Regions from separate parts of the Homo sapiens genome. Here region 1 is linked to region 2. Evidence: chromatin contacts called from ENCODE Hi-C data. All regions are on one chromosome and are shown on one strand. Each heading gives the region's core, a stretch centred on a gene start or an enhancer-like site at or near the end of the contact. The rest is flanking DNA. Distances are from core to core; before and after follow the strand shown.

The links. A loop is a pair of places that touch in the nucleus more often than their neighbours do. Pooled maps may share reads with other maps.
Region 1: a map with no recorded cell type shows a loop between it and region 2 (3-fold over the local background). The contact joins the enhancer-like site here to the promoter of GK-AS1 in region 2. A Hi-C loop is called at or near these places in 8 of 37 single-sample maps with no recorded cell type and 5 of 50 pooled maps.

The regions. Positions count from the first base shown.
Region 1 is chrX:31,219,863-31,222,650 of GRCh38, forward strand. All of the region lies in intron 64 of DMD (dystrophin), which reads right to left. Among named protein-coding and RNA genes, the nearest start is that of FTHL17, 150 kb to the left of the region's middle. Within about 2 kb of position 1,514, at least 4 of the 41 ENCODE cell types and tissues checked have a DNase peak (open chromatin) inside an H3K27ac peak, as active enhancers do.
Region 2 is chrX:30,716,517-30,719,545 of GRCh38, forward strand. GK-AS1 (GK antisense RNA 1) reads right to left here and starts at 1,583. Exons shown (of 1, transcript NR_046603.1): 1 at 1-1,583. It overlaps GK (glycerol kinase), which reads left to right. Exons shown (of 21, transcript NM_001205019.2): 14 at 2,022-2,100; 15 at 2,903-2,999.

The sequences.
Region 1 (2,788 bases), core at 264-2,763, 500 kb after region 2:
TACACATATTGTGCCACATAATGACATTTCAGTCAACAATGGACTGCCTATATGACAGCGAGCCCATGAGATTACACTATTATATATTTTTACTGTATCTTTCTATGTTTAAATACGTTTCGATACACAATACTTACTATTGTGTTCCAACTGCCTACAGTATTCAGAACAGTCACGTGCTGTACAGGTGTATAGCCTAGGAGCAATAGGCTATCCCATACAGCCTAGGTGTGTACTAGGCTATACCATCTAAGTTTGTGTAGTACTCTCCTATATTGACATAACAACAAAGTTGCCTAACAACACATTTCTTAGAACATATCCCCATTGTTAAGCAACACGTGACTGTACATACATTTCCATTAACTCCTCAGCCCCCTCCAACTAGCTACCACCCCACTCTTCTCCCCTTCATAAGTAAATTTCTCCAAGAATCATTCATACCTTCTCTAATTCTCCACTTTTGGTTCACTTTTGAACTCACCACACCACTTCCACTGTGCCTCTAAAATCTCACCAAAGTTACTAGGGACCTTCCTGTTGCTAAGTCCAATGGGCATTTTCCGCAACTTTATGCTGACATCCCAGCAACATCTGACCCTGGTAACGGGTTCTTTCTTTCTTCCCATGGAGCATGTGGCATCATAACCTCTTGGAATTTTCCTTCTTTCCTCCTGGCCATTCCTTTGCAGTCCCTTCTGTAGGTTGCTTATCCTGTGTCCTAAATAACTTCCCTTCTCACGCTACACTTTCCTGGAGCTATCCAATCCTCTCCCCCGTTACAAGCAGCACCTACAGGCTCATGATCCCTAAACGTTGTTTGTATATTTCTCCTGAGCACCACAGCTCCGTGTCTAACCTTACCAGACAAGTCCCACATTCACCTGATATTCCAAGCCAAGCACCTAAGTGTCTTCCTTGACTCCCTTTCACCCACCACATCAAGCTTGTCCAACCTGTGGCCCAGGATGGCTTTGAATGAGGCCCAAATGAATTCGTAAACTTTCCTAAAACATTTTTTTTTTTTTTTGCGATTTTTTTTTTTTTTTTTTTTTTTTTAGCTCATCAGCTACCGTTAGCGTTAGTGTATTTTATGTGGGGTCCAAGACAATTCTTCTTCCACTGTGGCCCGGAGAAGCCAAAAGATTGGACATCCCTGCACCACATCAAATGAATCACTGAGGCCTGTCAAATCCACTTCCTAAATATTTCTAAATTCTCTCCACTTATCTCCCTTACTACTCTGCTAATTCAAGCCACCACATTGCTGGTTTAGATTACTGCAACAGGTTTTTCTCCTGTCACTCCCACATCGCACCAATCCATACTCTGTTCCACAGCAAGAATCATCTTTCTAAGCGACAATCTGATTATGTCACCCCCAGGCCAAATCCCCTGACCTCTAAATTCCTTAACTTGGGTTTTAAAAACCTTGCACAATCTGCTTCCTGCTTCTCTCTCCAGCCTATTATTTCACAATAGATCTTTCCCCTGGAATTCTGTGCTTTAGCCATACTGACATATTTTCAGTTCCTGAATGTGTCATGCTTTCTCTGGGCCCTTCAGCACATGCTCTTCTTTCTGACTAGAACGCTCTTCCTAGAGAGAGAGCTGCTTACTCTTCTAGAGTTACCTAGCTTAGACATCACCTCTTCAAACAAACATTCTTTGAATCTCATTCCACACAGTTAGCTGTTCACATAGTACCCCATTGTCCCACTGTTGCACAACTAAATATATGACATTGAAATGGTCTTGGAAATAGAGACAAGATCACTTTATTTTTTTAACCAACTGTAGACATTCTTAATACATTATACATATATTTGCTTATGTCTACAAATTTCATGAACATCCTGGTTATCCCTTGTTAGACTGTAAGTTCCATCAGAGCAGAAACTGTGCCTGTTGGGCCGGGCGCATTGGCTCACGCCTGTAATCCCAGCACTTTGGGAGGCTGAGGCGGGTGAATCACCTGAGGTCAGGAGTTCGAGACCAGCCTGACCAACATGGTGAAACCCCGTCTCTATTAAAAAATACAAAAATTAGGCCGGGCGTGGTGGCTCATGCCTGTAATCCCAGCACTTTGGGAGGCCGAGGAGGGCGGATCACAAGGTCAGGAGATCGAGACCATCCTGGCTAACACGGTGAAACCCCGCCTCTACTAAAATTACAAAAACAAAATTAGCCAGGCGTGGTGGTGGGTGCCTGTAGTCCCAGCTACTCCGGAGGCTGAGCCAGGAGAATGGCGTGAACCCGGGAGGTGGAGTCTGCAGTGAGCCTAGAACGCGCCACTGCACTCCAGCCAGGGTGACAGAGCGAGACTCTGTCTCAAAAAAAAACAAAACAAACAAACAAACAAACAAAAAACAAAAATTAGCCGGGCATGGTGGGGCATGCCTGTAATCCCAGCTACCTGGGAGGCTGACGCAGGAGAATCACTTGAACCTGGGAGGTGGAGGTTGCAGTGAGCCCATATTGCGCCACTCCACTGCACTCCAGCCTGGGCAACAGAGCAAGACTCCATCTCAAAAAAAAAAAAAAAAAAAAAAAAACAGAAAAAAAGAAAAAGAAACTGTGCCTGTTTCATGGGCATATCATCAATGCACACAGACCCTCAGACAATAGTAGAGTTATACATAAACTATTTGATGACATGATAGAGCTGTGTAACACTTCAGGATTTTTCCACAGATGTATGATAAAAAAGGAGGAAAGCAATTCTGTCATTTTTCCTCTACCACTTCATTCATCTGCACGTTAGCATTCAAGCTAATAAACCACACAT
Region 2 (3,029 bases), core at 333-2,832:
AAAATATTAATTTTACCTTCCTTTTACCTTTTTAATGTGGCAAAAATATAAATTACATATGTGACTCACTTTATATTTCTGTTGGACAGCACTGGTCTAGAAACTCTTACATATTTACTAGTATTTGGCAGCTGCTATCTCTGAATTGTCTGTTTCCAAAGGAAATTTGAATCTTAAATCTCTTTAAACCAAAATTTTACTTAGTTCTCTTGAATGATCCCACTAAGTACCTAAATATGTAAATGTGTCAAACTTAATACAACAACTTATTTTAGGCAGGGAATGAGCTGTGTTAGAGTCCCTTGTAAGGTATTTCTTGAATTGTTTTTGTCCCATTTTTAAAGCCTTGTCATATTTGCACAGCTATGCCAGATCTGTTCCTCAAATACTTCCTGTGGTTAAAAAGCCATTTTATATATGTAATGATACAGAGTACTGTATGTATGTCTACATATATAAAAATGTATAAACAGAACAATTGTGGCATTCTGTAGCTTTGCAGTAACATAGTAACTTCTCATAGAAGCTATGAATGATGGAATATACCAGCATATTCATTCTCTAGTTTACTTACATTTTGACAACTGACAACAAGAAGGCATGACCATTTGTAATTCAGTTAATAGAACTGAGGACAGGTCCCTACATTTAATATTACCTGACGTTTGGTTTGGAGTGACTCTGTGGAAGTAATTTACATTAATAATCTATATGAATGAACTATCAGAGCTAAAAAAAATTTCTTGGTATTCCTAATGGTTCGTGCTGATACTTCTTTTTTTTTTTGCCTTCAGGATCTTTTTATAATAGCTTTATTGAGATATAGTTCATATTCCACACAATTTACCCTTTTCAAATATACAGTTCAATGGTTTATAGTAATACTATATTTACAGATTTTTACAACCATCACCACAATCTAACTTTAGAACATTGTCACCACCCCAAAAAGAAACCCCATAACCACCCCCTATCCCCCAGCCCAGGCAACCACTAATCTACTTTCTGTCTCTATGGATTTGTCTGTTCTGGACATTTCATATGAATGGGATCGTACAATATATCGTCTTCTGTGCCTGGCTTCTTTCACTTTGCATAATGTTTTCAATGCTCATCCATGTTGTAGCATGTATTAAGACATCATTCCTTTTCATAGTCCAATAATACTCCATTGTGTAGACATACTGCGTTTTATCTATTCATCAGTCAGTGATATTTGGCTGATACTTTTTTAACATTAAAGAAATTAATGAAGTCAATATTTACATTTAGTAAGAACCTTCACATATATTCTCATATTGAGCCTCACAGTAATTTGTTTAGGTAAGTGTTGTCATAGTCATCATTTTATAGGTGAAGAAATGGAGGCTCAGAAAGCCTAAGTAACTTAGGCAAGTTACTTAGATGAACTTGCTAAGATTAACTTACTAAGTTACTTAGATTAGTTACTAAGATTACACAGCAATTAAGTACTAGAACTGGGACTCAAAGCCAGTTTATCCAACTCTGAAATATGTTTTTATTGTTATTGCCACAGCTCTAGGTGATTTTGTTTTAAAGAAAAATTACTTACTAGCTAGCTTCTTTGCTTTTTGTTTTCTTGATTTACTATACTGTTAGATATGGGAAACAGACTTGAAAAAACTTTTAATGTGGCCTCTCCCAATAATTTTATGAACAATATGGCAATATATTTCTAAGTGATAACATACCTCAGTAGCTTAGCAACAGACAGAAAATTGTTCAAGAAGCAAACTGATCAAAGATCAATGTCCACCTATGGGGACAAATCCAAGGGTGTGCTGGAAAGCTCACTTCTTTTCCTCATCCCGTGAAAAACTTTTATTAGTGACTTAGATAAAACTATGTTTGTATTAGAAGACCTAGTTTACATATTTGTCGGAGTCTCAAAATGGAAACTGAATTCTGTCCATCTGATTGTGTCATACACAGAATATGCTCAATAAAAACCTTGGATAGTGATAAAATATATTCTGTCTTGAATTCCTTTTTTTCTTTAGGGTTCTGTAGCTATAGCTGGTGCTGTTATTCGCTGGCTAAGAGACAATCTTGGAATTATAAAGACCTCAGAAGAAATTGGTGAGTGTGTTCTAACAAAAGGTTAGAAAATCTGAAAAATGACACATTTCAGTATTTTATCTCTGCAAAGTAAATACTTATGCTTTGCCCCAAATGTGATCCATAAATTATATGGATCCCTATTATGAGTTTGACTTATGCAAAAGACTATCTTGTGAAGATTTATAAAACAAGGAATTGACATAATTAGTGGTGGTTGTTAATAAACTGGCAATGTAGGGCATAAAAATTACCCAAGTGTAAAATTGAACACTGGAGATTGCCAGAACCTGCAGATAGAGAAGTTGAGTTAAATTTATCTGATGAGAAAGAGCTTTAACTCTTAGATTAGAGTGAGCATTAAAACTCTGGTACCTATAATTTAAGTATTAATACGGCTGTTTTCAGTCTATAGATAATTAGTTTGAACTTACCTACTCACTCTTTCATCCACTTGCTTAACTTTGCCTGAAGGTGAGACAATCAGAAATACATTTCTGATTAGGGACACACTAGAGGCCACTTTTTCATCTCCTAGTCAGCAACCTTAAAAATAGTGGAAATGAGCTAAAATACCTTAAATAAATGAATCTGGTTCCTTGATTTCTTGAGCTAGGCTACATTTTAGTGGGGGGTATTTAATGTGAGAGAAACTCATTTCTGTTGATCCTAGCATACTACTGTAGTTAGCAACATTTTGCTCTACCAATGAATTGGAAACCAAAACCCCTGTCCTAATTTTTCTAATTTTTAAAATAGGTATGCTTATATAATAATACACAATATTTGTGTGATTTTTGTTTTGTTTTGTTTTTAATGTTAGAAAAACTTGCTAAAGAAGTAGGTACTTCTTATGGCTGCTACTTCGTCCCAGCATTTTCGGGGTTATATGCACCTTATTGGGAGCCCAGCGCAAGAGGGTAAGTATTGAAAATATGGAGTGCTTTTGG